Regions from separate parts of the Mus musculus genome. Here all the other regions are linked to region 1. The links are chromatin loops, found by intact Hi-C in ENCODE. Cell type or tissue: gastrocnemius. All regions are shown on one strand.

Region 1 (8,000 bases):
TCCCACTCCTTGCTCCCTGGCACCTCACCAGGAGCCAACAGAATCAGGGTAGGCTGAGAGTTGTAGGGGCACAAACCTCCCATCTCTCTAACACGCTAAAACCTGTCCTTCCTGAGGCCCAGATACACAAGGCTGTGTCCTTGAACCAGGTTCAGTGGTCCTTCTTGGCATCTGCTGACAGGCCTCTATCTATACTCTGGTTTTGCAGTGAAAGCCAGGCCTGGAACTGCTGGCTGTGGACACTGAGACCCTCCAGCTGCAGCCTCAGACCCTGTGGCAGCTGGTGCTTTCCTCTTGGTATGGGTCCTGGGCACCAGACCTCACGGTGCACACAGAACCTCAGCACACAACATCCCTGGCTCCGTTGTGCCTTCCTTTGCTGCTTCCGTCACTCTCTTCTTTACTTTTACTTCTTCATTAGAATGCTGTTCACCTTTTGCAAACTGCTCTAAGCCCTGATCCACAGAAGGCAGGCTCACCAATGAAGGGCCAGGCAGGTCGTAAACCATGCTCTGAGCTGTGACCAGGAAGGGACAGCAGACATACAAGGCTTCTCCTGCACCAGGGACTGGGTCTACAGTGGCTGTATCCCACAGGGAGTGATTTTATATCCACCACCCTTGTGTTCTGTGCACTGCCAACGACAGTTCTCCTGTTATAAAAAGTATGTCTTGGCTGCAAGGTAGCTAAACCTCCGGGAAACAAATGGGGTGATATGTGTGCATCATTTAACCATGAGGCAGCTTGGTGTCTTATTGGGCACAAGTCTCAGGGTGTGTGGTTTCCCTAAAGCCCCCAAGGGCTAGCCTGTCTAAGTGACTATCAGGCCTACCTAAGATCTTATTTGTTTCAGTCTAACTTCCAGAGTGGGGTGAAAAGCCTTTTTTATGGCTGAATTTGACTTTGATGGTGTCATATGTTTTTTGAAGATAACAAATATATGGTTGGGGCTGGGCGAGGTGGTGCACACCTTTAATCCCAGCACTCGGGAGGCAGAGGCAGGCGAATTTCTGAGTTTGAGGCTAGCCTGGTCTACAGAGTGAGTTCCAGGACAGCCAGGGCTACACAGAGAAACCCTGTCTCACAAAACAAACAAACAAACAAACAAACAAAACCAAATATATGGTTTTTGTTTCTCAAATCCATCTTACTTGCTTATATTTTTAAAATAATTCTGTGCATGTGCATATGTGTGTGTTCATGCATGTGACAATGCCTGGGTCTGGAATCCAGAGAAGAATACTCAGGAGTTGGTCAATTCCTTCCACCACTGTCTTTTGAATGCAGGTAGTCAAGCTGGCACAAGTGCTTTTACCTACTGAGCTATCTCAGTGGCCCTAGTCTGTGTCTTTTGGTTGGGAATTTAGCCCATTTATGTTCAAAGTTATAACTGAACGCTCTGTGCTGATTCTTGTCTTCAGTTCATGCCCTAACTACTGGGGAACACGGGAAAGAACTGGAGAAGCTTGCTCTGGGCTCTCCTGGAAGCTCTTGCCATCCAGCATGGGACGGTTGCAAGAGCCCTTCTTGGATTCGTAGCTCTGTCTGCTCCACGGTGAAAAGAAAAGAGGCTTGTAGGCTGACTGGCAGGGGAAGCTCCTGGATGGAGCAGCTCCCCTGGGGAATAGAGCTTACAATACCCAGAGAGTAGTCTCTGTTGATTCTTGAGCGACAGCCTGGGAGAGCCCCCCACCGCCCCCGCCGCCGCCGCCCGCCCCGCCGCCAGCCGCTCAGCTCATTGTCCCACACAGGGTAGTCGGCTCTGATTCTGGGACTCAGTCCTTGAGCCACAGCCTGGGAGAGCCCCTGCTGCCGCCCGCTGCTCATTGTCCAAGTGCTGCCACTTTTCCTCTGCTACATTGTTCCCTTATCAGCATTCCACACACTGTGGTGGCTGCACAGGAAAGCATGGCCACCACTGAGGCTGTCGCCTGGGTGGTGGATGCCAGGTGTCCCGCCACACAATCGGCCCCTCAGGCCCATCCCAGAGCCCGGACAAACTGGTCCACTAGGGCAACATTTGGCTGACCCTGCTCTCTTCAGGGTTGTTAAAGGAGAGAATAAAGAAGAACAGACTCTAGTCCTGGTGACCTCAGGAGGCACGTGTGGCACTGCTGGGTCTCTGCCCTCACTGCGATGTCCCACGGGAACTGAAATCTCTGGTCCATGACGGTGAAGCATAGGCTGGTGCTATGGAGAAAGTCAAGGAAGGCAGGGAAAAGAAAAACGCTTCAGGGACTGCTCTTAATGGACATTAGGCTGGTGGTTGGGAGGAACGGTGCCATCTGTAGTTCCTGAACCGTTTTCTGAAGTGAATGGTTTAGACTCAATATGACAGCTTCTACCCAGGGATTGGGGAACAAGGTCTAGCAGGAAGTGGGAGCAATTTGTTTTGGGTCTGCACTAGCCTAGAATACTCTTGGGCACTAAGGAAGGTGGGTGGTGCTGATGCAACAAATTAAACTATTAGACACCTAATTAAATTTGAATATTTAAATCAGTGAATAAGAGCTTTAAAAATGTCTTATCCCTATGATATGGTGGCAAACACCAGAGTACTGGAGGTGCAGACCAGAGGGTCAGGGTCATCCTCGGCTAATACTGAGCTGATCTCAAATAAATGAAACAAAACAGATATAGTCATGTAATGTTTAGCTCAAACACTTAAATGCTACACTGAAATGCAAGAGTAATCAGGCAATCTGTGTTTTATTTTGTCTCATCCACCAGGAGAGTGAGAGAGACCTCAAGAGGTCTGGGGCAGCCCCTCTCAAAGTTTGGGTCTCAAGCTCTTTTCTGCTTCTTCGGGTAGCACCCATCATCAGGGCTTATGGGTACAGGAGAAGCCTCCCAGCTGTTCTATTACCCTGAAAAACAAAACAAAACAAAGCAAAACAGACAAAAACACAAAAAGCAAAACAAACAAAAACCCACAAAAACAAAACAAAACACCAGCAGCTAGGTTAGTGCTTCATTTACAGGTGGTGTATCTCCCTCGCCCCCTGCTGGCAACATCAGATATTACAGCTTCTTGGTCAGGTCTTGTCCTGGAAATCTCTGAGCCCTGAGTCTGAGACCACCCACCTTTCATCTGCCTGGGGGAAATCAGAAATGTGGATTTTTGTGAAGAAAATCACACTATCCTCTGTGTATCATAATTTCTGAAATATCACCTTACCTTACCCCAGTCAAGTAGGAATTTAGAGAAAATAGCATAATTTTCACCAATTTTATGTACCCAGAGTCTAGAAATTTCTAGAAACAAAAAAAGTTCATGACACTTGTGAGCTAACAAGACTCAAGCCCTTAAGAAGACAGAAACTCTAGGATTGGAGACAAGATAGATGCAGAAGGGTCTCCTCACATCAGAGCAGGAAGTCACTGCCCCAAAGAATTTCAAAGCCCCTTGCTTCTGCATTCTGGTTACCGTGGAACGTTGAATGCACACACACTCCATGTGCCGCTAGGACACCTAGGACACTAGGGCACATCAGTGCTATCTCAACCTCGTGACATCTATGCTCCGAGTGGAACGCTGACAGAGTTGTGAGCCTAAACTCACAAGCATCCTGGGATCTGCAGATGGGGAGAGCTGGGCTTGGTGGTTCCTCAACAGTTTGGAGGTCTTTCAGGAAAACAAGGTGAGATCGTGAGCCCATAGGTCTGGAAGTCAACGTTCATTTGGAAAGAATAAATAAATCACAATTAGCATATGTTGATAAAGGCTTTATCATCGGAGGTGGTTTTAGGCTCACAAGAAAGTTGAGGTATACAGAGTTCCCAAGTTCCCATGGGGTTCCCTCCATGATGAGCATTTCCCACTGGAGCAGGACCTGCATTGTTTGTTTTGACTTTTTGTGTGTTTACTTATTGTGGCACCGTCTCACTCTATAGCGCTGGTTAGCCTGGGAACCAGGCCAGCCTTAAACTCAGACCCACCTGCCTCTGCCTCCCAAGTGCTGGGATGAAAGGTGTGCACACCAAGGCCAAAAACTCAACCCAGGCTGTGACTGTACCCACAAAGGCCTGGCTGCCCCTGAGGCAATGGTATTGTGTGTGTGTGTGTGTGTGTCTGTGTGTGTGTGTGTCTGTGTGTGTGTGTGTGTGTCTGTGTGTGTGTGTGTGTGTGTGTGTGTGTGTCTGTGTGTGTGTGTGTGTGTGTGTGTGTCTGTGTGTGTGTGTGTGTGTGTGTCTGTCTGTCTGTGTGTGTGTGTGTCTGTGTGTGTGTGTGTCTGTCTGTCTGTTTGTCAGGGTCATTTTCCAAGAAGCGCTGCCTAGTGAGAGTGACTCCGAGACCCATCTTTCTCCTTGTCTCTGAAGCAATATTAATCTTACTCTGCCAAGGTTTAAAGTGGGTGCAGTTTGTACTACTATCCCTACGCTACCCTGTCCTCCACCCCAAAGACAACAACACGGCAGTGACTGCCCGGTAAATGAGAATACTAAAGGGGAGGCATCGTGAAGGAAGTAATTTGATCTCCTGAGATGTGAAGGCAAGGTTCAAAGTCAGTGGAACAGAACAAGAAGAACAGGAGGAAACACCACACAATGGCCACAGGCTGGTGTGAACGGTTCTCCGCAGAGGACGGCTCACCAGGTTTGAGTTCTGAGTTCCTGGGCAAGGCAAGGAAGCTCTTTGTGATCCAAGAGCTTTCTTGTTCAGTGGCCTGATTTGGACAGGGCTTGGAGGAGCCCTGAGGACAGTTTGGATGATTGATCACCCTTAGGGATCAGAATTCTAGTTCCTGCTGGGTTCATGAGTTGTGTTTAGGTAAGCAGTGCCCTCTACTGCTCTGTTGCTTGCATTGCAGTTCCCAGGGCAGCTACTTTGCCTGGAGCCTTGTCAACAGGGGAAAGTGGAACAGGTTAAGACACCAAGCATCTTCAACCAAAACAGAGGTTTCTGCACAAGCCACACACAGTGGTCTTCAGAAACCGGGAGTTTTGTGTCCGAGAAGTGAAGGGTTTGTGGACACCAAGCTAGATTAGGTCTATCTACATTGGCTGTCTTTGTTCTGAACATGCAGACATTTTCCCCCATTATTCCCTAAACAATACATCAGAGCAAATACTGACATAACATTCACATCATGTTAAGTACGATAAGTAGTGTATAGATGATTTAAAATATGCGCATGAGTTTCATGCGAAGAATATGCCATTTTCTATAAGGGGCTTGAATTTCTGGAGGTCTGGACCCCTGCCTGTGTGGGACCTTAGAATCAGTCCCCTATGGATACTAAGGGGTAACTATTTAGATTTTTGCATGAGATGAAAGTTAGAGATCTATCAAGATACAAACATATTTACATTTGCTGCATCGTCAAAAGCCAAAGAACTTTTGTCTACTTAGTTGGCTCCAGCGGACTGGGTAGCATCAGCTTTGGATCTTCAGGAAGACAGCACATCCAATCCCCCATTTAGCCCATGTGGATGGTTTCACAAGCTGTTTTATTGGCTTAACTAACCAATTAAGAATGCCTAAGCTTATATTTACGATATTCTCAGGGCTTAATAGTAGCAGGACTTTGCACCCCATGGCATATAGGCGCATTTTCTAGGAAGACTTTATCCTCCGGTTTCCAGTGAAAGGGTACCCTTGAGTTTTCACATCGAGTACCTAGGTGCTTGCTCCATGCCTCCCGGACTGGGAGATCTGTTCCCAGGAGCTCCACAACAGTAGTAGCTATGCTAAGTGTCCTGGATGAGGTGGCTCTTCATGAAGAACCACATCTATTACTGAAGGCTGTTTCCCCTCTAAGTCCCTTGCCAAGCTGAGGATGGGAAAGAAAGTGAGATTAAGAAAAGAAACCCACACTATTTAACCAGATCAGATGCCCAGAGGGTTTCTTGGAAACTCCCAGGGCATGGGAGCCATCACAAAGGATAATAAACAGAAAGTGCAAGAAGGGACAGCCCAGTGGCTTTCCTTTGATCCTGTTTCCTCTGCAGGGCTCAGGGCGCCTAGGTTCCACGCTGCAGTTTTGTTCTACTGTCTGACTGTGGCTTAGTGTGCAAACAGAAACCTCTTCCTCTGACCCAAGGCAAGCAGACCAAGAGGAAGCTCCCCAGGGACTCTGTCCTGCTTGTCCCCACCCTCCAGCGTCAGAAGGTCTACGGCTAGAGAATCCTGGTGCCCTCGGCTTCTGCTGAGTTTGCTGAGCTTTGGGTGGGGAACCTGGAAAGTGAAAAGCCACGTTTGACCTCATTAAACACACACGTGCTTGCACACACACACACACACACACACACACCCTTCTGACTGTAAATACAGGATTCCAACTCTAAATGAAACAATAAGAGCTGGATTCAATGAGGCTCCCGGGCAAACAGAGTGTTTAGGGTTTTGTTGAGATTCTATTGTGTTGACTGGAGGTTCTTAATACAGTAAGACAGCAAGAGGCTTCCTGTTATGGAAACAGGCAAACCCTGACATTCAGAGAGTCAATCTATACAGCAACTGGATAAACAAGCAAGATAACCATCAGCCATAATTGACACAATAGTCAAGAGGGCATTGCTTGGGGAAGGAGCTGGCACAGACCCAAACAATTCAGAAGAGTACAGTGCAAACCATCTCCTGGAACAATCCCCATTCACCGTGCCATGAACTGAAGCATGGCCCTGCACACAGGGGCTCCAAGGCCCTGAAGGGGGCATACACAGAGAGAGACCTTTTCCGAGTGACCTTCTAGAGGACTGTGAGGAATCCTGTACTACCTTTGCAAGTACTGAGGTTGGGGAAAGTCCTCCAGATTGGCTAAGCTACCCTGCCTGGAATTCCTGCCTTTGACTCCCCACCTGCAAACAGAGCATCTTCAGCCAAGGTCTGCTCTTGATGAGTCCTCTGAAGACTGGGGAACTAGCCCTGGCCTATGGAAGGGACAACAAAAACTACCTGAGCTCTGGGCTCGGCTCTTGTGCAGTTAGCAGGTTAGATATATCTTCTGTCTCCCGAGTACCTGGTCTCTGTCAGCTCCCACTCTATACTCATCTGGCTTCCAACCTGTCTGGGTACCAACTCGTCACAAACAACTTCATCCTCTAATGAAGCAGGACAGCCTATTGCCCATGTGTCTTGACTTGGCAAGTCCTGGACACTCATAATAATCTTTCCCTCAGCAGGTAACCTCAGCCTCGCAGGAACACCTAATAACTGGCTCTTAAAGTTTGGGTTCATTGTAAGCAAAGCATGCATTATATCAAGGAGGTGGGGGGGGGGATGGAGATCTAGCTGATAAGTCGCCATCACTTTCTCTGAGGTCTAAATCTCACTTTAGGAAAAGACAGCAGGTCAGAGGAGGCCTTCCTGGAGAGAGGGTAAGACCTGGATGGATATTCTAGGCATAGAAGGGACTAGCCTGGGACCAGCCAGGCTCTTGGAGTCAGTTAGTGGCATCAAAAGGAAGTTGTGGGCCTGGAAATTGCAGCTCAGTGGATGGGGTCTTGCCTCCCATGCAAGAATCCATGGGTTCAGTCCTCACTGTGGGAAATCAGTTGGAAAGAACTTGTAATTGCTTATAAATCCTGTAATACAAGGGCAAAGGTCACACGGTCCTGCAGGTGGTCCCCCAGAGAGCTAGACACAGCGCACACTGTGAAGGATCATCCACTGTGAACACACCCTGTACACACACACACACACACACACACACACACACACACACACACACACAAACACACACCCCACACACCCTCAGGACCTTGTGTCCAAGTTGGTGTTCTTAGTCCAAGGCTCGGGTTACAAGGGATTTTTAAGAATTAGCAAGGAGTAAGAGCTAGAAAGATGGGCTTGGTGGAGGACCTGGATTCAGTTCCCAGTAACCACATGGAGACTCACAGCTTCGGTTTCAGGAGATTCAAAGCCCTCTTCAGTACACATATATACACGTAGGGTAAATACTCATACACATAAAGTGAACAAATGCAAATTAAAATAATTGTAAAAGAATTATCAAGGGTCTTAGCAATAATTTCAGGCCCCCAAACTAAGGTTTGGA
Region 2 (8,000 bases), 180 kb before region 1:
AATGCCAGGACCATGACTAAGCATTCTGCAGCAGAAACAGCTGTGGCTCACAGCAAAGAATGCTTAGCTTTTGTGGAGGAAACAGCAGGGCATATTAAGAAGGGGCACTTGGATGCTTCTAGATACTGATAGTGCTGGTGGTCTGCCCCTGGAAGTGGTGATGAAGGGGTTCACTTTATAATTCTTCAACTATACTGGTTTTAAGTGTATCTATATGCTATGTACACATTGTGATAGAAAGAATTGTGAACATTTCTTGAGTGTTTCTGGCATAAAGTAAAATACACCATACGAAATTAATGCTATGTAAATACTAAGATGAAAGTCAGCTAAGCCTTTGACTACCAGAAACTGCGCCTTGGTGAGCATCTGGTGACGTCAGAGTGTCATGACTAGGACGTCATTCAGGCATGAGATGCCTTTGTCACTAGTGTCCTCATGGACCTTTGAACCTGGGATCCTTTTCTCACAGTTGTCCACACCCTTGTTCTTAGTCAGCGAAAACTGTCCTGTGCTGGATTCGGCACTGTTACTGTCACTGAGTGCTTAGTGCTTAGTGCTTAGTGCCTCCGAGAGTGCTCGTAACTGTCAGGTCACAGAGTTCTAAGAACTGATCTCCAAGATCCCACAAAGAAGGGAGACCTGGGATGGGCTGTGTGTATAGAGAAGAGGTGGCTTCTTTTTCAGATTTTCAGGAATTATCTGGAAAGTTCCATTTTCCTCAGTCTGATGGTGTCATAATCACTATTTTCTAAGTGAGAAGTGCCATTTCAGTTGTTGGGACCCTGGCTCACTCAGGACAGACTTCCCTTGTCCCACACTGATGGCCAAGGCTGGCAGGGGATCTGCAACAGCCTCTCCCAGAAATGTTTAAGCAGGGGCAGGCAGTGGGTGTTGTGAAGGACCCAGGGAACTTTGCTGTTTGTAAGGAAGGCTGTGCTTGACCTCACAAATGATAGTTGGCCTTCTTCATCCTCCTCCAGGGTCAGTCTGCATGGGCTTCACTTTCCTTGGTGCCCAAACCTGGTAGTATTTTAGATGATGTCAAAGCTGCATGCAGCTACCAACTTGTAGATATTTCCTGTCTGGGCCACTAGAGGGGGCCAGTAGCCCTGCTGCCCAGATAATGCTTTTAGAGAAGCTTGTCTGTGACTCCACTGCCACCCAGAACTGTGCTCTCAGAAGATTCCTTTTAGGGAAAGCCTGTCCCCAGGACAGACCTGCAGAGCTTGTTTTTCTGCGGTGCCATCCTTTTTGAATGCATTGTCTTCATCCACCTGAATTTTTTTTTTTACCGTACTCGTGCATTGCTTGACATCGTATTCATTGGTAGATGACATAGGAACCTAGCATTCTTTTCTCTTGTTAAGATCCCTTAGTAAATTCAAACTGTTTGTTTTATAGCTAAGCAGACCTTTTGTTTTGTTCTCTTGTAGAACACAAGAGTCAGAATGATCTTTTAAATTTCATTTTTAAAAGTTACCTTTCTCACATACTTGGGTATGGTAGTGTGTTTAAAATCTCAGCACTAGGGAGAAAGAGGCAGGAGGGTCTGTTCAGTGTGAGCCTCGTGTAAATTGTCAGTACATGGTCAGCCCATGTTATACAAGCAGAAAGGGCAGGGGCTGTCAATAAAGTACTTGTTCCACAGTCGTGAGGACGTGAGTTCAGATCCTCAGCAGCCATGCCAAAAAAAGACTAGTAGTGACTGTAACCCCAGGACTGGGGAGGAGAGATAAGAGGATCCCTGGAGCTCACTGGCCAACCTTCCTAGCCAATCAGTCAGTTCTGGTTTCAGAGAAAGACCCTTTCTCAAAATAATAATATATAGCAAGATGGAGAAAGACGCCTAACATCATGCTCTGGCCTCCACAAGCGTGCGTATGCTTTCACACACACACACACATGCAGACATCAACATAAACAAGTCTGTAATCTTATGTGTGTGTGTGTGTGTGTGTGTGTGTGTGTGTGTGTGTGTGCATGTACACACGGGAAGAGCTATCCTGTCTTGCTTAGGCATAGCTTAACAGGTTCACATTAGCATTTCGAGGGCACTTTCTTCTGCCATAGTAACTGCATATTAACCTTCTGATATTTTGTCATTCATTATTTTAAATATTTTGGGGTGGAGAGTGGGTTGCTGAGAAGTTGTTAAATGTAAATGTGTGGTTTGAAGCAGCATCCTCAAAAGTTTTTACTCAGGTATCCCCGAAAAGAGCTTTGAAAGTGTGCCCTAACACTTACAGCAACCCTAGATGCCTGTGGTGAATGGCAGAGGTTGATGCCCACTGTCTTCTGTTTAAAGTATGTAAGCACATACTTCTGTATTTGCCAGGAAGGCTCTAGTTCATAATTCCTTTCCTCTGAAATAACATTTCCATCTCATGTACACCATTGTATCTTAAGGTAATATGTTTATTCTTAATTTTTTTATATAATTGTGTTTTGAGTTAGGGTTGTTAGGTAGTGCGTGGTGGCCTCACATTCATGATCCTCTTGCCTTAGTCTCCCAAGTACTTCAATTATAAATTTGTACCACTATGACTAGCTGTAAACACTTTTATAATGGGCTACATTGTTTCCTAGTGAACTCAACACTTAATACTAATGCTTTCTTTTGGGTTAAGTTATCATAATTAGTATATTACTATTAGCATAACCAGAAAACATATTATAAATTCTGGTAAGTATTCATAAATAAAGCAGGAAAGTCTCTGGCCTTGTGTCTTGTTAAGTTGAAAGGTAGTTTTGATGAAAAGATGGGGGCCTGTTAACCGTATCTGGGTTCCTCATTGATCCCAGAGAAGGGATCCTAAGGTGGTATAAAGCATGTGTGAAAGGAGAGCCATGTCGGTTGTGGCCCTCTCCTTGGAGGAATGCCTGTGGACTCCCAGAGACAATGTGATCCCCTGGCTCAATCCAGGCTCAGGTCACAAGGTGTCTTTGAAACCGAGAGTAGCTCTGGTGGGACCCAGTGCAGTGGCTTAAGGAGCACTTAGTAACCTTGCTGAGCACTGTCTGAAAGCGGAAGTACTGTCTTCACGGTGTTCCCAGCCTGCTCTGCTTCATGCCCCGTTTTGAAATTACTGGGAACTCCTAGGGAGATATGGCTACCTAAGGTGTGCCTCAGTGGGCTTGATGGAGTCAACCCACCACTCCTTACTGCAGGTGATTAAATGATATTCTAGTATCAGGCTGTATCAGTGCACTTAGCCATGTTGAAAAGCTTTCGTGTTACCTCAGTATTGTACTGCTGCGTGTAAGACCAGGAATAGTCATGTGTAGATTCTGGTCTGAAGATACTTTCATTTCTCTTCTTTGAGGGTTTTATTGGCTAGAGAGAACCTTGCCTGACTTTACTTAAAAAAAAAAAAAATCCAATTCTTTGGTAACAGTTCAGTAATAAGTTTTTGACACTTCTATAAAGCTTATGTAAGTAACATCTTTGATGAAGAGAAAGAATTACACAATGTTTAATATTTTACTTCTTTTTAAAGATTCCTCAGACAAAAAGGAAAAGAAATCTTTTAGCCTTGAAGAAAAATCCAAAATCTCCAAAAACCGGGTTCATTATATGAAATTCACAAAAGGTGAGAGCTGGCATTCACTTGTTGGAGTATGTATTTTGGCACTGGGTTTCTTGAGGCACTGTGACTCTCGTCCAGCACTGAGCAATGGCTGCTTGTTTGAAATTCTGAACGGGAGGTCTGGGCAGCCTGGTGGATTGATCTGCAGCAGCCCTGGGTGCCAAGGGCTCAGTGTGATGGCAAGTTCCCTGTGCTGACTTGCCAGGAATCTTATTAAAGTGCAAACTGGGGTGCAGTGGTTCCAAGAACAGCCCAGGGGAGCTTCAGACTGGGTAAGTCCTGTGTCGGCTGAGAGTGGAAGTCAGTGTCTGGTTAGAGGAGATGGCAATGCTATGTAGCTAGATGAGAAAATAATTTGATTTTATGTTCTTCATCTTGACAAAAGGCTTTTAGCCTTTGTTCAGTTCTTAATGGTTATGGAGGATAGTTCCTGTTATTTGGCAGTTTGGATCATTAATTATATCAAAATCTACACTGTAATGACACAGAGTCTCCACAAGTTCTCCATCTCATGGAGTATCGCTGTAGGCATCTCATAGTCATGGCCAGGGTGGTGTCAAGATATGCAGTGGTTGGAAATTGGGCAACAAACCCTCCTTTGCTCCTCACCGCCTTCCTGGCACATTCCCACCTTCCCCATGTAGCTTCTCATTGATGGGTGCACCTTTCCTCTATAGCCATTAGGTGGCAGTCGTGTACAGATGAGAAGCCTCTACTTTGCTTTAAACAAGTCTCAGATGTTTCTGTAGAATGGCCACAAGCTATTTATTACATGCTGTATTTCGTGTGCGCTAGGTGTGATGGTTACTGCTCTGTGGTATCCATACACTATTTAATTGTTCTTTGGGAAATTGGATGTCTGTTCCTGTCTCTATGCCAGGAAAAACATATCTCTTTGCCTTGGTCTTGGCATTTTGGGGTTGTTTAACTCCTAGGACCTGCCTTAATTGCTGTGGGAGACATTTCTGACTGGAAACCGTTGCTAGTAGCTCTCCTTCAGGACCAGGTCCCCAACAGATAGAACTGGGTTTGGAAGAAGTGAAAGGCATGGCAGAGCCTGGGGTTAGGGAACAGAGTGACTTCCAGGCTCTGTGGGAGGAGAGCTGCAATCCCCTTTGTTCCCTGTGTGGTTTAAGGGGCTCCTTTGTGCTATCCATTTCTTTTTCATAGGCAAACACTTTTTTGTTGGCGGCTCATGAGGCTTCTAATCAGGACTTATCTTTACCACACCATAACCCGTTATAGACCAGAAAACTACTTTGCTGCCCCTTAGTCCCTGGTCCCGTAAACAGCCCTTCTTTTTTCATTAGACACTATAGGAAGACTACAGACACTGCAGAAGGGTGTTGCAGAGCACACAAATGAATTCACTTTGGATGACATGCAGCCTCCCCCACTCCCTCCCCTCTAAATGCATGTAGTCTTTTGATTGTCCTTTAGAACCTGACTGCATACCTGACTCACCTGAAGCATTTGCTGACGTTAGGATGAACCTCCCTAAGTTGCTTTAATCTGCTGGATACTGGCTGTGTCTGCTTTCTATTCCTGGTTCAGCCACTCCCTTGCTGGTGACCCTGTCAGACTGCTTGGTGTGTTATACCTTCATTTCTCTCTCACAGTGAGGTTTGCATATTTATCAGCCCTGCTCATGAAGAAAGGAGGCCTTACTGTGCAGAGAAGAAAGAGCTGAAGGTGCATTGTGCTAAGGGAGAGGAGGTGTCAGGAAATAGAGGACCCAAAGGCTGGGAATAAGAAAGGAAGAGGAAAAAGGAGTGGAAATCTAGGTAGTACAGGAAACAGCAGATAACCACTGTCTGCACCATCCAGTGCAAGTTGGTGTTACAGTTCTTTTAATTTCCTAAAAGCTGTTTCTTTCAGTTGTTCTTGTCTCTGGGTATGAATGACAAACATGAACTGTTGTTATCCTAAAGGAGCCTGTCTGGGTCTGCGGAAGCTGGCTTCTGGCTGGTGCTCTCCCAGACACTTCCCTAACCGTTTCCCTTCCTTCAAACTCTGTTTCCTCTTCTGTAACAGAGGAGGTATTTGCAAGCTGCCATGAAGCTCAGTAAGGCTCTGTTCTGTGGTTTTTGAGACATGACCCTTCTTATGGAACGCATGCTCTTCCAGCATTGTGGAAATAGGGGATTTGATGTTCATGATGAAGGTTCCTAGTTCCCTTTGCTAATGAGGATGAGTCATCATAAGCCCCTATGTGGTCCAGAAAACTAAAATGTAGGAAGGCAGTTCCTCTGTACAGCCTCTGTACAGCCTGCTGAAGACCTTCCCAGAGCAAGAGAAGCCTTTGTGGTGGTACACGCCTTTAGTCCCAGCAGTGGGAGAGAGAGGCATGCAGATCTCTGCACCTAAAGCCAGCCTCATGTACATGAAAAACTACAAAATGCCTGGCTAGAGCAAGTGGTACTGTAATATCTGCTACTGCCTAAATTCCAGCTACATTAGTCTTTGTCCTGATGCATAATTACTTCTTTTTGTAGCTTCTACTTGGTGATTTGATTTGGAATAATTAATTACGTAATTTTAAGTTACTATCATCTATATTTGTTTGAAATCTAGCTCCTCCCACTGTTGGTGTATTCTTTTACTTTTTCATTGGGTTCTTATGTCTATCATACTTCCAACCCTTTTTCCACCCTAATCCTTCTCAACCCCCAACACAAGGTAGGAGAGAAAGAAGGTTAGAGGAAAAGAGGGGCTTAGACCTCTTTAAACTACTTCCTGCTGATTAGGATTGTCGGGTTCCTTGAGGCAAGTCTAATCTTCATCATCAGAATATCCAGCAATAGCAAGCCAGCAATCCAGCAAGCCCCGAAGCAGGTGGAGCAGCAGCCACCACAGGCTTTCTCAGGGCTCTCTCATTTATATCCTCTCCAGCGACCCCCAGAATTAAACGGTCTGCAGCTGGTAAAGATCATGCCCCTCCCAGAGCATGAGATAATTATAGCTAATGGCTATGGACAAACTGAAGCAGCCCCATATCCCACACCTGGGATTAAAACAAAAACATATTCATATAACATAATTATGTTTTTAAAGAAACGAAAACTCACTACATTCCACAGTGAGACCCGAGTTGTAAGGGATATTGGTTTTGTACTTAATGTATTCTTGACTGAATCATGTAAATGAATTTTGATGTATCCTAGATAAACCTGTTTTTTAATTTAACAAACATATTTACTAAGGCAACATTTCTTTAGGGTTAGGACTATCTATACCTCATTGATCTTATACCTGTTATAGTCCATTTCCTCTCCAGGTGCCAGACTAGTGGGTGCAGTTGGCATTTGTCACTCTGGGAGTCACAGCCTCCTCTCAGTGACCACAGTGATGATCTGGAAAAGCTGATAACAGTGATTGATAGCCAAAGAGTGACAGATTGATTGCTGTCCTCGGTGCAGCATTCCTCTGTAAAAACCTACACCCAGCCTCGAATGGACTTCCTTATGTCTGCGGCTCCTGGAAGCCTTTCTTCCTGGTTCTCCAGATACAGTTGTAGCTGAGCTAGAACAGCCACAGCTAGGTAGATAACACATGTTTTCTGCCCTGTTTGTCATTTGTCAAAGATCTAAGTTTGTCATCAGTCTTTGTTGTGATTTTTACCATAGATCAGAACTAAAGCTAACATCCACTCAAAAATGAGTTTTACTAGGTGTATTTTGTCCAAGAGTGGCCATAAGTTCATAACACATATATACGATTCAGTCAGGACTATTAGCTGACTTCTAATTTCAAAATCCTAGCTGTCTTGCCATTGTACCCACTTACAGGTGTCTTCCTTACGGACTCTGACTCTCATTTCTTTTCTGTGTTCTTGTTTTTCAGATTAAATCCAGAGCAGGTTCTGTACAGCCCTGGTTTCTACGTTTAAATGAACTTTGCTAGAGGATAGACATTTCTGACCCAAGAATCCATCACTAGAAGCCTAGAAACCCTAGCACTTCCATTGAACATTACTGGCTTCCCTTTGAGTCTGAGATTTGTTCTGAATCTCAATGTGTTTATTTCTTCACATACTAATTGTGAACTGTGGCCCTGAGTTCTCTCTTTTCTTTGAACTTTTGCATTCAGTGAAATTGCTATAAAAATTTATGTTTCTTTCAGGGTTGCTCCTCTTTTTAGGGGCTGGGTTAAAGGGAGCTGGCCATTGGTTTGAGGGTTCTTGTTTGTTTTTGAGTTGGTGTTTCTTTCACTATGTGGCACACCCTGGTTTCGACTGCCCAGTCCTCTTGCCTCTGCTTACGGGGTGCTTGGATTACAGCATGTGTTGTTATGCTTGGTTTCTGATGCTCATTCTGAGCCGTCTTAAGCTGACTTCCACAGTGAATGTGCTTAGCACTAGGAAATGGATTGTACTGGCGGCAGCTGAGGATAGATCACTGCCTCCCAAGG
Region 3 (8,000 bases), 110 kb before region 1:
TTCCAAGGAGTGGTGTGGCAGCATGCTCTTTTCAGGGAGAACTAACAAATGTTCTGAGTGGAAGGAAGCAAGTTAAGTTAGAAGACATGTTCCTGCCTGGGCCTCTCCCGTTCCTCTTACAGACACCGGCAGAATCACAGAACAAGGCCCTTCATTTCAGGGGTCACAGATGAGTCCCTGGACCTGGCTGGAACCAACAAGGTTCCGTGGGTTAAGATTTCCATAACCAGCAGTGGCCAGTTGTACTGGGCTTCTAGAGCCCAGACAGTCCTCCTTCTGCTGGGTCATCTCTCAGAATCTATTGGGAGGCAGGGTTGGTCAGGCAAGTGACTAGAGCGCTGGGACCTGGGGGTTTAGGGGTGCCATAGGAACCAGGGGTGTCTGGAACTTAAGAAAACATTGTTTTGATATTATACTCGTATATTACAGAAGAATTATTAAAGGTCCACCTTATTCACACCCAGGAACAATTCCTTCCCATAGAGAGGACCTTTGATCCTGTGATCTGTGAGATCCGTAAAGATGACCTTGTGCTCTGCTTGCTCCAATCGGCTCAGTTACAGGGACATCTCAGATTCTAGCTGTTAGTTTTCATCCCTAAAGTTGTTCTAAATTAGGAACCTCCATGGGTTTATCACCAATGGCTTTGAACAAATTTCCTATGGATTGAAAAAGAGGAACTCTCTAAGGCAGTGAATTGTAGGGAAATGGGGGCTGCTAATTCTGGACCAGTTTTGGATGAGGGACCCACTGAGGGAAATGGGGGAAAGTATGGGAGAGGGAGGAAGGAGGTATAGGGGAGAGAGGAAAGGAAGGGGGAGGACAGAAGGACAAAGGGGAAAGAAAAAAAAATAGAAGTCACCAGGGATGAGTGGTGAGCACAGTAAGCAGGTGGGGCTGGGCTAGCTCCAGCTGCTCTTGGCCCATTTGATTTCAGCGTCCAGGCCAAGTCTTGACCTCTGGATGTGATTGTGAAAAAAGTTCTGCTGAGACTTCCTGAAGTTAGAGAGCTAAGGGGAGGGGTCAAGGAGAGTGGGCATGTGAGAGCTAGGGAGCTGATGCAAGAGATGCCAGGTAGATGCTCATCACTCGTAGGCACAGCCTGGCCTCCCTCCTCTGGGAAATGGCCCTGTACTAAGCTCATCCTGGACTTCCTGTAGGTGGTATGGAAGCAGAGTGGAGCAAGCCAATAGCAACCAGCTTGTGAACTGTCAATCAAATTCAGACAGATCAGTGTAAGCAAAGATGGGGAGGAAAATTTCCACCTCCAGCTTAGATCAAGGGACAAACAGCAACAAGAGACATTTGCTCTAAGTGAGGACAGCGCAGCTGCTGTCTGCTCCGGCTAAGGCTGAGAAGTTGTGCTAAGTCCTGCTCAGTCTCTGTGGCTATTTGGCTCATAGCGGTGCTGCTGCCTGGTGAAGTGCAAACCTGCAAGCCAGCTTTGACCCTTTTTGTCTGTCTCCCTCTCCTAGGCCCCCAGGGCCATGGAAAAACTCTCCTTGAGGGGAGCATTTTGAAGGCCTGACCTTTTAAGCCTTTTAGAAGCTCACCATGTGTCCATTCTATTGTTTCACAGTTCATTGATGTGCACACGCAACCTGGTTTAATCTTCAGTTTACAGATGGAGGAGACATGAAGGCTGGAATTCACGGGACAAATTGCAGGAAGCTTTGATTTGAGGGTTTCTGTGGTCAGGTTATGTCTTCCTGAAAAACCAGGGCTAGGGAACTGCAGAGGTAGAAAGTAGAAGGATAGAGGGAGAAGGACTGAGGGAGAGGGGGAGAGGGAGAGGGAAAACTAGATGTCATTTAAGAGATGAGCAGAGAGAGGGGGGGGGTTATTACCGGTAGCCTGTGTGGGTCGGCCCTGATTTGGGTTAGATAAATTTGAAGCATGGTCCGCACACAGGTTCCAGTGTGCAAGGTCGCCTCTCAGGTACTGCATATTTGACTCTGATATCCTGCACGGAGCTGGGGATCCCTTGCCACTTTGGGTTTATGCCCTGATATGACCAGCTGCAGCCCCTGTGCCTTGACTCTGAGTCATTGCCTGCAGAAGGCTAGTATTTGCAGCTCTTACAGGAGTCTAGAATGATCAGATCAATACACTGACACAGTCCTGGGCCAGCACTGGCAAAATCCGGCATCCGAATGCCTGGGGCGGGGCGGGGCGGGGCGGGGCAGGGCGGGGCGGGGCGCCGTAGCTGCTGTAGTTCATCGGCCTTTCGACTCTTCAGGGCTGATCAGTACTTTTGCAAAGTATGACTTTCGCAGAGATGTGAGAGGCGCCAGGGTCACTGCAACTCTGTGTCCTTTGGCGTCTCCTCCACCCTTTTCCGGCTTTCCCACTGGCCAAAGAGCGTGCTCCCAGGTCCCTTCCCCGCTACTTGGACTGCCTGGATGATTCTCAGTGGGAGAGAATGTGCCTAGACCTGCTGGGACTAGATGCCCCAGGGTGGGGTGGTACCCAAGGGGGGTTCCCCTTCTCTGGAGACAAGGTGTGGGGACAATGGGGGAGGGATTTGTAAGGGTGAGACTGGGAAGAGAGGCGGGAGGGGGCTGTAATTGGGATGTAAAGTAAATTTAAAAGAGGAAGAGGAGGAGGAGGAGGGGAAAGAGGAGGGGAGGAAGAGGGAGGAGGAGGGAGAGGGAGAGGGAGAGGGAGAGGGAGAGGGAGAGGGAGAGGGAGAGGGAGAGGGAGAGGGAGAGGAAGAAACATCATTACAAAGATGAAGTTACAAAAGTGAGCAAACCAACCAGCCCGGGTTCCAGCCTACAGATGGCTCCAAGCAGCAGGTCGGTCAGCGATGGAGCAAAGTCACAAAGACTTCAGGCTCACAACTATCACCAGTTGCAATGTGTGAAACTAACTACTTGGAAGCAACTTTCCCAACCTGTATTCTCCGAGCCTGACCCCTCTCTTTGCCCCGGGTTTGCCAAGGTATCTACAGTCTTCCCTAACGGTTCTGCACTGTGTGAGCCCAGCATTTCCACAAACAGGCGCTGGCCTCTCTGAAGCTGCATTAAAAGCAACCTGTCCCTTGAGCAGAGTTAGGGTCAAACTAGTGGCCCCTTGTGATCCATTGTCGTCCTGTTCCTCTTTCTCAGAAAGCCATACCTCTCAAGGAGAAGCATGTCTGGGAGCAATCGTGGCAGTGAAGCACAACACTGCAAATGGCCTAGCGCCCACCCCCAACAGCCCCATGGAGACTTCTGCCTCTGGATATGCTGGGCAAACCTTCCAGTCTAGGATGGTGCCTGATGGCTCTGCGGCCTGCACCTCAGGACACCCTCTTCCAGACTAGCTCCCTGCTGCACCACCTTTGGCTGGTAGCTGTCCTGGCTTTGCACAGTAGCGGGGGTGGGGGTGGGGGGTGGGGCAGCGATCACCGGCTTTAAGGGACACCGGCCTTAGAGCCCTGTTGCTGGACCCTGACCCGAGTCTATTTTATGCCGAAAGCACATGCCCTGATGAATTTTATCTAGGGTCCTTGAGGGTAAAATTAGGTCTTAAAGTCGGAGAAGTTGCAGTTCTCCGGACATTTACAGCGTCTCAGCACTGGCCGCCTTGCACGTTGTAAGCAAATTCAGTCACCTCACAGGGACTTTGAGACTAGAGAGGCATCTCCATCAAAGATTACACAGCCAGAGCTCACTGTATTTACCTCATCACCGCCTGTGAGATCAGCCTTATCGCCGGGTTTTAGGATTAGGAAAGGTCTTGGGAGATACCGGACTTGCTGTCACGCATTCAGTAACTCAAGACAGAGTCTCACACCCAACACCACTGTCTTCCGCTCAGACTCTGCCTCTTTCGAAGGTCGCCTCTGTGGAGCCTCCACATGGGGTGGCGCGCCATAAATGTTTGTGGGTCTAATTCCAGGAACTAGGCCCCCCGCCCCTGCGGTGTTTCTACAGTGGGGTGTGTCTAAAGCATGTTGGCTCGTTATTTCACTCATTCGTTCATTCACTCATTCGGCAGTTCTTGAATGCCTACTGTGTGTAGGCGCTGATGTAACCGCCAAAGCAGCCGCGGCGTGCGTTAGGGTCTCAAGTTCCCGGTCCACAGCTCATTCAGGATACGGGGAAACCGAGAAGGCTCCACTGTAAGGAAGTAGTTGGGACACATAGGAGCGGAAAAGCGGCTCCTCTAGAGTCGGAAGAAGCACCAGAAATGGATTCCGCAAAAGGGCTACTAGCAAGGAAGATGCAGACTCAGACTGCCGGGGTCAGCGGCAGGCAGAGTGGGATGGGGGCAAAGACAAGAAGAGGAAAATCGGATAGCAGAAAACCCGACCCCTCTAGAGATCCACAGTGCCAGTTTAGGGAAGTCAGTGCGCCGAGTCCCTAGTCCGGTGGATCCCACATCCACCTAAGACCCTTGGTGGCTGCCCACGTTTACTGGGGCGAGATGACCCAAGCCATGGGTGTGATCTGTTCACAACAGCATACTTGGCCGATCTAGGGATATTGATAGTGTCTCTCCTCCTCGAGTATCCTGGTGTAAGCTGTTTGAGTTCGGTTTTCCTTTGCGGGAGTTTTGGTGGAGTCTGGTCCCAGCGCGGAGGGCAGCCCAACAACGGAACAGGGGCTGGACCTGACTCCTGCGCCAAGCAGTGGTGACTTCGAGCCGTGGGCGCGCTCCTCCTGGCCCTGCAGCACCTGCACCGGAGCGGGATCGGGGCAGGCTCGGGAGGCGGAGGGGCGGACAGGGGCGGGCACCGGGGCAGGCTCGGCCCCTCCCTCCCCCTGCCGGCAGGTCGCAGCGGGGACGCCGCGGCGGGGCAGCCGGGAGGGGCCGCGCCGCCCCAGAGAGTCATTGGCGGACCCGGTGGCCCGAAGCTGATAAATAAGGGCCAAGCCCGAGGCTGCTGGCCAAGTTGGACGTCGCGACCTGAGCGAGGGCCAGGTCAGCGCCGGCCCCACGAGGCGAAGCCAAGTGACCCGCGTTCGGCCATGGCCTCGCTGCTGGGCGCCTATCCGTGGACCGAGGGACTGGAGTGTCCCGCCCTGGAAGCCGAGCTGTCGGATGGGCTGTCGCCGCCCGCCGTCCCCCGACCTTCAGGGGACAAGAGTTCGGAAAGCCGGATCCGGCGGCCCATGAATGCCTTCATGGTGTGGGCCAAGGATGAGAGGAAACGTCTGGCAGTGCAGAACCCGGACCTGCACAACGCGGAGCTCAGCAAGATGCTGGGTAAGTGCGCGGGGCACGAAGCTGTTGCGAGGATGGCGCGGGTGACAACGCTGTTCGGAAAGGTGGGGAGTGGGGGTGGGATTTGAACACAGACACCACCAGGGCCTGAGCGGGCCACGGTGAAACCGGTGAAACCAGTGAAACTTTAGGAACAGCACGGGGCTCCGGACTGGTCCCTACTCTGGGTCGCGGAGCTGAGACTCCGGTCTCAGGAGCAGGAGCGACCCGCGGCCTGTCCCGGGGACTGGAACTAGGGCTTAAGGACTCAGAGGGGCAGATACGTTTAGTCTGGGTGGAATCGGCGGAACCGGCGTTTGCTGGAAGACTGAGGAGACTCCACTCCTCACGTTGTAGACTGGGAAAATCAGAAAGAGATATTGTCACAGAGAAAAAGATAACGAACGTACGTCAGTTGAGGCCTCACTGAGAAACGTCTCTATTTTTAACTATTTAACAGAAAGAAAAAGAAAATCAGCAACAAAAGATGTCCACCCGAATAGGCTGGGTTCGCTCATCTATTTATCGAAGAAGTGTAAATAACTTGAAAAGAAATTTTGAGCAGCCAGAGAGGGTCTTTGAATCCCATCGCTTCTTGCTTATAGCTATGGTGCTGTCCGCAGATAATCCTGACTGGAACCAGACAGGCCAGAGAATTGGGGATGAAAATGCTAAAACGGTTCCAAGGAACCCGTTCTTGTTGGATTTTCTATTCTCTCCAGTACTCAGAGCAGGGGTGGGTGGGTTAATATATGCATTACACACACACACACACACACACACACACACACACACACACACACTTATACACACACGTATTAATTAAATGTGTTTGTGTTAGTGAGTGTATGCGTGCACACTCGTGCCACCATGAGTGTGTGGGGGGCAGTCAGAAGACATCTGGGAGGTGGGGAGTAAGTTCTTTCTTGCCATCATGTGGGTTCTAGGAATTAGACATTCACATCTTCAGGCTTCGTGGCAAAAAATGCCTTAACCCACTGAATTAGTCTCAAAGCCAAAAAACTTTCAACCTTACCTTACTTCAAATCTCTTTACCCTTCAACGTGGTTCTTATTTATTTTAACCAGTAAGATCCCTTCAAAATATTTTGTTTGCAGAGGGCACCAAGGCCTGCCAGGAGAGGCATACAGGCCACTGGACCCCACCCCGCTGGGATGGAAGCCCTTCCCTTTTCCGTAGGAGCCTGGGCTCTTTCCTCTTTCAGAGTCACAGATCGAGGGCTGGCTTTCTGCTGGTAATAGGCCTGAGCCTAGAGAGATGGCCCAGCTCTCTGGCTGTCTGGAGGCTCCAAAAAGCACTTGGTGAGAGTTGTGGGGTTCCAAACACCTCTTATCCAAATCTTTGGCCAACTCCACCCAGTGTGTATTGGTGATCATTGCCGTTGGGCCTCCTTCCTCCGAACAAAATAATAAGCCTGTACATTCCCCATTCTATTAGCATAACAAGAAATAGACTAATATCTACAACCATTTTTTTTATCTGAAAGCTTATATTGTTTTCTTTTTTAATGAATTTTATGAATCTCTCTGTGGTTCAGTCCCAGTTGGGGAGAGAATGTTTTTTATTTTTTACCAGGTTTCTGAGGAAGGCCCTGGTGGAGATAAAAGGGTGGGGAACCTGGAAAGGAATCCAGGCTGCCTTATTTGGGGGGTGAGGACAGGGACAGAGATGTGGGAGACAAACCTTCCTGTGGACTAACTCTGTCTGGAATACAACTGCAGGCTTTCTGAGTGTGCAGTTCATCTTGCAGAAAAGACTATCTTTCCTCCTTTAGCAGTACAGCTCAAAATGGTCAAGGGGAAAACAGCAGCTCTTTGCTGCTTGTTAGAGACCACACAGCGCCTGCTAGCAGGGGCAGCTGCAGCCCCCCTGTACTCCTCCTTCCTGAGAACTTTCTTCTCTTTCTGGCCCATGTGAGGGAAGGCACAGATGAGAGACTCCCAACATTTGCTACTGCAGGCTTCCCAAACGTCAACCTTAAAACCCAGGTAAAGGATTTTTAGCAATAGAAAGTGAACTATTTTAGTGTACCATGAATACGTTGAGGCGTGCCTACTACATGACAAATGAGAAAGTGTATCACAAATTAGACATTTGTTAGGATTTAAAGTGCAAACCGTGTTTTAGTAAGTCTAGAGCATCTGGGTACGTTTGGGGACCAGAGCCACATTTTATAGTCAGGCCACGGATAGAGCACTCGGTGTGTCTGGATTCTGGACATCTTGCAAAACTAGTGCCATCTCTACATCTGGTGCTGTGGACACTTTTCGAGACATACTTCTAAGTGACAACTAATTGCAACAATTGCAGATATTGGTAGCTTCTGCCTCTGAGCACTCAGTGTCCTATAATATCCTGACCCATGGAACCAGCCAGTGTGGGCAAGGGCAGAAACCAGGGCAGGGTGTACATACCCTGTGCTTAGCCACAAGTGTATTGTACCCAGTAGGGAGACATGCTCTCTTTCCTTACAGGGCTTATCCGGCCAGATGCCTCGTCCTCTTCACTAGAGGGTCTGAAACTTGAGGGTACATTAGAGTCATGGGAGAGCATGCTAAATTTGCAGATGCCTACCTCCGTTTTAGTCGGCAGCAGTTTAAATGGTCTGTAAGTGATCCTTGGAACTCTCTGGAGCAGGGCTGCGTTCCATTGAAAGATGGAAGTGGTGTACCAAGGTGGCTTGTGATTGCAAAGGGACAGACTGGTAGGGTATGGTGAATAGAAAACCAAGTACAAGCAGCATTTTAACACTGGTGGGGATACACAGAGAGGAGACTCCTAAAAGG
Region 4 (8,000 bases), 94 kb before region 1:
ACCTCCTTTGAAGGAACATACCAAACACTGAGCTAACAGACTCTTGTCTGCCCTTGGACACGTGTATATTATTGCCTTTATGAAATGTGTTTTTATATTCTGCTATTATGTCCACCTTATATTTTGTATTGTTGACAGATCCCCAAGAAGTCTTATTATAATATCACTTATAAGATATACTTAATCTTTATGCTATTACTGTATATACCATTTGGTAACAAATAGTGAATTGTTGATGATGTAATTGACTGGTGCCCAGTCCCGGATGGATATTAATAATCTCGTGAAACACTATCACAGGCATTAAGCTACTCTGTTCCATTTTTTCAAGAAAACTAAATATGCATGGAACAGTTATGAAATTGATTTTTCAAAATGTTTAATTTAAATAAATTTTTTTGTACCTTCACCATTCTATCCTTTGAAATAGTATTTTTTTTAAATTCATACTAGGTCTCAGTGCTACCTGTAATATTGTTTGCGTTATTTTCTGAGTCGACTTTTTATTTTAAGGAGTTTTTGTTATATAGGGTTTTAAATTTCTTTATGAGTTGTGCTGAAAAGACAAACTTCGATTCTACACATTAGTGCTGTTTTTGTTGACATTGGAAAAGGAAAGCCATAGCAACCCACATGAGCAGTTTCTCCATGCCTATTCAGTAACTGCACGCTTCCCAAGTCTAAGCAAATGACCATCTTGTCCTCTCCCCTACTTGAGTGGTGTAGCAGTATGCAGTGGCCCTCTGGACTGGACAACATGCTGTCGGGGAGACAGGCACACAGCCTGGAATCAAGGTCTGAGACAGCTGGGAAAGTCCAGGATGCACGCTCAGTCAAAAAAGCTCCTGGAAAATCAGCCTGGCTCTGTCCCATGTATGGCACCTAATATGGGCTGCTCTTCATGTAAAGAAGGAACTTGTTTAAGTCAAAGGTAGCCATGCCCCTTCCCATGCTCCTCTGGGCCAACGAGGGCCCTCCTGGGTTTCTGCACATCCTTCTCTGCTGATCATAACCCACACCCATTATTCAGTAGCACTTCATTGTTGTTGGGAGTGTTAGAGAAGGTTTCTGAACTGTTTCTCATCCACAGCCCAGGTGGGCCTCATCATTCCCACCACATTACACAGCCAGGGACACTACAGTTCCGAGTGGGAGATGGCGTGAGACTCGCCACCCTCCTAGGATGTTGGCTTCAGCACCCATGAGGCGCATTCATTGGGAGCATTCATGGCTGAGGGTTTAGTGCTTCTCCTTGGTCCTGGTTTTGGTGTTGGAGATGTGGCCTCATGTTGTGGCTCAGACTGACCTGGAACTCACTAGGTAGCCCAGACTAGCCTTGGACTTGTGGAAACCCTTCTTTAGCCTCCTTGGTTCCATTCTCTGTGCCTCACTGGGGCATGGATTCAACTGCTCCTCAATCCATGACCATCTCAGGCCAGAGAAGAAGAAAGCAATTATGGGTGACAATTGAGATGACACAGAGCCGTGATGCTCTGCACCTGGCCAGTGGTGGCCATATGCAGAGAGCACTGAGGTACTATCCTTGGCTATACTGAGCTCTGAATTGGCAGTATCTGGTCAAGGTATGCCCCTTGGCACTGCCCAATGGGCATGCATCATTGTAACACACAGTGTGGTTACACTGTCCATGCCGATGAGACGACAAGAAGGCAGGAGGGTTCTCTGCTCTGAGTGGGACACTGTGGGAACCAAAGTCTCTGTGGGTCCCAGCTACCTGTGCACCCTGCCTGTGGTACTCAGGTTACAATGTGACTGATGTCATCTTACAGGATGACAAGCCATGACAGCAAGTTGTTTTTCTAAAATGCTGACGTTCCCATGTCACTCTTTGCCTTAAGATCTCTGTTCCTGTTCCTTAAGCAGTGAACAACAAAGGTGACCCACTTTGTGGCTGAGGAGCCCTGTATTTCAACTCCCACTTGCTTATGTGCAGGGCAGTCTTTATTTTCACAAATGTTGTAGAAAGGGAAACACTTGTGTTCTTTTCTCTAAGACACACCCCCACCATTACATCTCCTGCCAACTATACAAACTTCAGGCTTGTCATATCTGCCCAGTCTGAATGTTAGTTCCCCAATGGCCGATTCTCTCCTTTCCAGAAGTTTCTCTCTCAGCTTCTCTTTCCCTCTGGTGGATCTTGCTGCAAGAATACCAACCGGTCTCTGAAAATACCATCCTTTCTCATGCATCCATGTTTAACCATGCCAGCATGGAGACCCTCACACTATTGCCTGTCTAGTGATACCTCATACAATGTCCAAGTGGCAGGTCCTTAGTCTCCCATGGACCCTGGTAGCTACAGCGACTGGCCAACAATGAATTCAACTAAATTGTGTGTCCTCCATTTGCAGACCCAGAGTAGGTTTGAGAACCCCAGCTGGGTTGAGTAGTGGTGAAAGACCCCTATCCTTCTGGGTCCATCCTTGGAACTATGTCCCTAAGACCTCTGGTTCATGTGCCTCTCGGGTTCATGTGGCTGAGGTAGGCCTGCACCTGCTGCAGTGTAGAATGGAGAGATAGGTTGGAGATGGAATATGAGCCTTCCTCTTTGAATAAATAGTATTTCTGTTTTCTTCACAATGGAAAGGAGAGAGAGAAATGAAACAGGACATACCTATTCTGTCCCATTTACTTCTGTGTTGCTACGATAAAAGACTGACCAAAAGTAACTCGGGGAGAAAAAGGTTTATTTGGCTTACACTTCCACATCATAGTCCATCAAAGCAGGGACCTTGAGGCAGGAACTGAAGCAGAAGCCATGGAGGAGTGCTACTTATTGGCTTGCTTTGGGTGGATGGCTTAGTTTGCTTTCTTATACACCCTAGGACCACCTGTGCAGGGATGGTACCACCACAGAGGGCTAAGCCCTCCTACATCAATTGTTTATCAAGAAAACACCCACAGCCAATTCCTCAATTGAATTTCCCTCCTCCCAGGTGACTCTAATCTGTGTCTAGTTGACAAAAAAAACAAAACCCCACAATATCTAGCAAATGTTATCTATAATCTATCTATCTATCTATCTATCTATCTATCTATCTATCTATCTATCTATCTATCTATCTATTTATCTATCTATCTACCATCCATCCATCATCTATAATCAATCATCTATAAATTATCTATCAATAATCTATATGATATATATCATCTTTTCTTTCTTTTCCCATTTCTCTCTCACTTTATGCCTCCTTTTTTTTCTCTATTTGTTGCATTCACTCATCTGTGCACACACACACACACACACACACACACACACATTCATCCTACTTCTTGTCAGTCTGTTATCTTTCTTTTAATAATAAATATAGACTTAGTCTTTAAAGTAAATTTAGGAAAATAAAGTTAGCTCTCATCCAAAACTTAGAGCCATCACTAGTTTTTTCTTTTAATTTTTTTTTTTTACATATATCCATCTTGCTTTAAACGTTTTTGGTCTATATATTCATATGTCTTTTATAACAATTATTTTACTCTTTAATGTTAAACTTTCCCCAAATCACTGGGCTTAGTTATTCTACAAAGCTGTTTTCTTCCTGCTTGATAAAATTCTAATAAGAACATTGAGAGCCTCAGATGGACTTCATCATCCACCCATCCTGTTGTGTAGCCAGTAATACTAAGGCTGAGACAGGAGGACAAAAGATCACAAGTTTGACGCTATTTTAAACTACACAGTGAGACTCTGGGTAAAACAAGAAAAAAGGGATAAGGAGAAGGGGAAAAACAGCAGGAGAAAAGAAAAGGAGAGAGCCATAGAAAAATGGAGAAAGAAGTTGTCCCCTTGCTGTATCTACTTCCCTATGGTCGATTTTATGTGTGGCATAATCCTGTTCCATTTCCCAGCTTACACGGTTGTATGTACTATGATTGTGATCATGTGGACACACAACCCACTGGTAATAGCTTGTTCCGGTCAACACCCTAAGGTAGGAGTTGGTCAGTGACATCTATGTTTGTACTAGCCTCCTCTGTGGCTACTGACATCACAGTTTACATATTTCACTTGGCCATCCTATGACTCTCTCCATAATTGGATTGTTCAACCTGCTGACCCAGTAGCAGGATGTCATTTATAAAGGCTATACCTCAACCTTAAAACTTGCAAAAAGAATTTATTATATTTTTAAGTAGCTTTATGATTATCTGTTGGGTTGCATTTATAGCTATACTTGCTAGCATATAGGTAGCTTAGGTTAGATGTCACCTTCAGTTCCTGGTACAAAGAATCTGAGATGCTCCTGTGGGTCCCACAAAGAAGAGCAGATACTATGTGAAGGCTGGAAACCCCTGGTGACCTTTTGTCAATGACTTTATGTGACCAGAATCTTGCTACCTCCATTTTCAAATGCCCTGGTCACCCCAGAGGCCCCAAGAAGGCAGTTATTGTGTCGTAGAGGTGATGAGATCTACATGGTAAGGCTGTGACTTCAAGGTCACAAGGTCGTATGGAGGGTGAGTGACTAAAGAAGTCTACTTGCCCATGTCTCTTTACCCCATTGGTTCTTATCACAGAAATGGGGAAAAATCTCACAGCTTCTTGAACAGATCTCAAGAAGCTAGAGATCTATCTATCTATCTATCTATCTATCTATCTATCTATCTATCTATCATCTATCTATCTATCATCTATCATCTATCTATCTGAAAAGATAGGAATACCAGCCCTGCCACCCCATCTCAAGATTCTGGGAAGGCCAGAGAACATGTGTAACATTCTGAACTGTGCTCAAGAGAACAGAAGAGCAGTGTCACATCCCACTGCTACCTCCTCAGCCATTGTAATTTAGAACTCTTAGTATGCATGGGGGTTCCTGTGGATTCTCAAATCCCCTGTGCTCAGGCCCCATGTATCACAGGGTGCAGCCCACAGTTAGCCTGAATGCACCTTCAGAGATTTTTACATCAGATGACTTATGATACCCAACAGAAAGCTCTACTATGCCACCTCTCTTTAGGTCAGGCTCTTTGGAAAATGATGAATAATGACTGGGAACAAAGCCTACCCGTGTTCAGTGCTGACTGACTGTCCTGGGTAGAGCAGCACAGACCACACCAGCAATACTACGAATTCTTTCAGTCTGAGTGACCGAGTCTGCAATATGAACCACTTGATTGCCAAAGTCTCACTGTGATTGCATTGTTTTTTATTTAAAATTTTTTTCCATTAATTTATTTATTCATTATACATCCCAGTTGCAGCCCACACTCCTCTCAGTCCTTCCCTCCCATGGCCCTTGCTCCTATTCCCCCCTCCCCTTCATCTCTGAGAGGGGTGAGGTCCTCCCTGAGTACCAACCCATTCTGACACCTCAAGTAACTGCAGAACTAGGTACATCCTCTCTCACTGAGGCCAACCAAAACATCCCAGTTAGGGGAACAGGATCCACAGGCAGGTAACAGAATCAGGTTAAGCCCCTGCTTCAGTTGTTGAAGGGTCCACATGAAGATCAAGTTGCACATCTGCTGCATATATGCAGGGGGCCTAAGTCCAGCCCTTATGTGTTCTTTGGCTGGTGGTTTAGTCTCTGGGAGCCCCAAGAGTCCAGGTTAGTTGACTCTGTTGGTCTTCTTGTGGAGTCCCTATTCCCTCCAGGTCCCTCAATCTTTCCCCCAAATCTTCCATAAAACTTCCCAAGTTGAGCTCCATCTAATGTTTGGTTGTGGGTCTCCAGCTGTTCCATCAGCTGCAGGGTGGGGTCTCTAGAGGATAGTTATGCTAGGCTCCTGTCTGCAAGCCTAACAGAGTATCATTAATAATGTCAGGGGTTGGTCTTGCCCATGGGATGGACCTCAAGTTGAGTCAGTCATTGGTTGGCCATTTCCTCAGTCTCTGTGACATCATTGTCCCTGCATTTTTTGTAGGCTGGACAAATTTTGGGTGGAAAGTTTTGTGTGTTGGTTGGTGTCCTTATCCCTCCACTGGGAGTCCTGCCTGACTACAGGAGGTGGCACTTCAAACTCCATATTCCCCACTGCTAGAAGCCTTAGCTAGAGTCAACCTCAAAGACTTCCTGGAGCTTCTCCCATCCCAGGTCTTTGGCAAGTCCTAGAGGTGCCTTCCCTCCTGACTTCTATCTCTCCCAGCCCTCTCTCCCCAGTTCTCCCTACGTCTCCCTTTCCACTCCCCATTCCCTCTCCCATTCAGTTCCATCCATCCATCTAACTCCAATGGCAAATTTATTTCCCCTTCCCAGTGAGATTCAAGCATTCTCCCTTGAGCCCTCCTTGTTATTTAGCTTCTTTGGGTCTGTGTAGCGTGGGTATCCTGGACTTTATGGATGATATCTACTTTTCAGTGAGTGCACACTGTGCATGTCCTTTGGAGTCTGGGTTACCTCACTTGGGATATTTTCTAGTACCATCCATTTGCCTGCAAATTTCATGATGTTCTTGTATTTAATAGCTGAGTAGTATTCCATTGTGCAAATGAACTACATTTTCTTTATCCAGTTGAAGGGTGTCTGGGTTGTTTCCAGTTTCTGGCTATTATGCATAAAGCTGCTGTTGCATTTTTAATGGAAGGAACTTGGAACTAGAAAACTCTCACCCCAGTTCTGAACCCTTGGGGGAAAAATTCCCCTGGCTGAGCAGGAGGCATCATTGCTATATACCCAATGTTAGGTTTGATGATGGGATTCAGTGAGGTAAAGATTCACCTAAGGGTAGCCAGCTGAGGGGTCGAGGTGGAGAAGAGGGTAAGGAGCTGGGAAGAGGGAAGATGACCAGGGGCTCCAGCACAGGACTCCAGGACATCCTCTGTGCGATGAGGTTCAGAGAAGCTAAACAGAACACACTCCACTCACAGCAATTAGAGAACATGCACAACAGGCAGCACACAAAACACACTTGGGACAGAGTACACACACATCATGTGCACACACACTACCTGCATCATCACACAGCAAATATATGTGTGCACACATACGGAGCATGCAACACACACACATAGCATGGACACACATGCAGCACATAAGAGTACTTGCACAAAGCATACATACACAGTACACATACAGCATACAGTGCACACATAGAACCTATGCATATATCACATACACATGCATAATACATCCACATATCACACACACAGTGCACATACATCATGCAGCGAACACACACAGAGCCTATGAATATAGCACATACATGTGTATAGTACACCCACATACCACATACACAGTGCACACACAGCAAGCAGAACACACACAGAGCCCCTGCATATGTGACATACATGTGCATAGCACACACACAAAACCTATGAATATAGCACATACATGTGCATAGTACACCCACATACCACATACACAGTGCACACACAGCAAGTAGAACACACACAGAGCCTATGCAATGTGACATACATGTGCATAGTACATGCACACAGCGTTCGCATGCACACACACACACTGCACATGCAGTGGGGGCACACAGCACGTAAGCAAGCCCTTTTTATGCTTAGAGAACAGCTCAGGGGGTTAGGCAGGCAGAGAACCCAATGAGTAGTAGCTGCCGAGCTTTTCCTGCCTTGAGAGCTGCTGTGACCAGGAGTGGGAGGAAGTGACCAGAGCCCAGTGTTTCCTGTCTGATAAGGCAGCCTCTCCCTATAGAGCCTGGCCACCACCTTCAGGCCAGCCACCTCGGCCGCCACCAAAAGAGCCCTGCCCAAGGAAGGGCCTCCTAGGAGGAAAATCTCTTCTCCAGATTAGCAGAGCTCTGTGCCTTCCTCTCTGTCCGCCTGAGTGTCCCCAGCAGCCACAGGAAATGCAGGGATCTGCACACCCAGGGGTCCCACCTAGGGACTCTGCCTGTCTCAGAGTCCCACCCTCTGCATCCCCAGAGAACAGAAAACTTGCCCCCTGAGCCAACTGTCAGAACATCAGAACTTCTACTAGCAGAAGCCAATCAGGCCCCACGCCTGGAATTTGGGCTTCAGAAACCATGCAAATTGTTCAGTTACCAAGGAACCCACCTTTAGATGAGTTAAC

The links. A loop is a pair of places that touch in the nucleus more often than their neighbours do. Peaks named below come from ENCODE experiments on the same cell type or tissue, not always from the same donor. Only the 100,000 strongest peaks of a DNase experiment are listed, where the experiment ranks them.
Region 2: it touches region 1 in a loop (8-fold over the local background); 35 of 42 quality-filtered maps call a loop at or near these places.
Region 3: it touches region 1 in a loop (6-fold over the local background); 9 of 42 quality-filtered maps call a loop at or near these places.
Region 4: a loop joins it to region 1, with 2.1 times the contacts of the local background. A loop is called at or near these places in 11 of 42 quality-filtered maps.

What each region holds. Positions count from the first base shown.
Region 1 is chr14:64,044,619-64,052,618 of GRCm38, forward strand. No RefSeq gene overlaps it. Among named protein-coding and RNA genes, the nearest start is that of Prss55, 37 kb to the right of the region's middle. In gastrocnemius, CTCF peaks have their summits at 3,008 (motif pointing left) and 4,788 (motif pointing left); DNase peaks (open chromatin) are centred at 3,011 and 4,794; H3K4me3 peaks cover 851 bases; H3K27ac peaks cover 3,170 bases.
Region 2 is chr14:63,868,802-63,876,801 of GRCm38, forward strand. Pinx1 (PIN2/TERF1 interacting, telomerase inhibitor 1) reads left to right here. Exons shown (of 7, transcript NM_028228.3): 5 at 3,501-3,593. Among named protein-coding and RNA genes, the nearest start is that of Pinx1, 12 kb to the left of the region's middle. In gastrocnemius, CTCF peaks have their summits at 1,089 (motif pointing right) and 4,270 (motif pointing right); DNase peaks (open chromatin) are centred at 1,100, 3,785 and 4,252.
Region 3 is chr14:63,938,798-63,946,797 of GRCm38, forward strand. Sox7 (SRY (sex determining region Y)-box 7) reads left to right here and starts at 4,909. Exons shown (of 2, transcript NM_011446.1): 1 at 4,909-5,196. The coding sequence starts at 4,959. In gastrocnemius, a CTCF peak has its summit at 4,769 (motif pointing left); a DNase peak (open chromatin) is centred at 4,871; H3K4me3 peaks cover 5,646 bases; H3K27ac peaks cover 6,406 bases.
Region 4 is chr14:63,950,325-63,958,324 of GRCm38, forward strand. It overlaps Sox7 (SRY (sex determining region Y)-box 7), which reads left to right. Exons shown (of 2, transcript NM_011446.1): 2 at 1-408. Among named protein-coding and RNA genes, the nearest start is that of Sox7, 11 kb to the left of the region's middle. In gastrocnemius, no CTCF peak of the experiment used is centred here; no DNase peak of the experiment used is centred here; H3K27ac peaks cover 1,167 bases.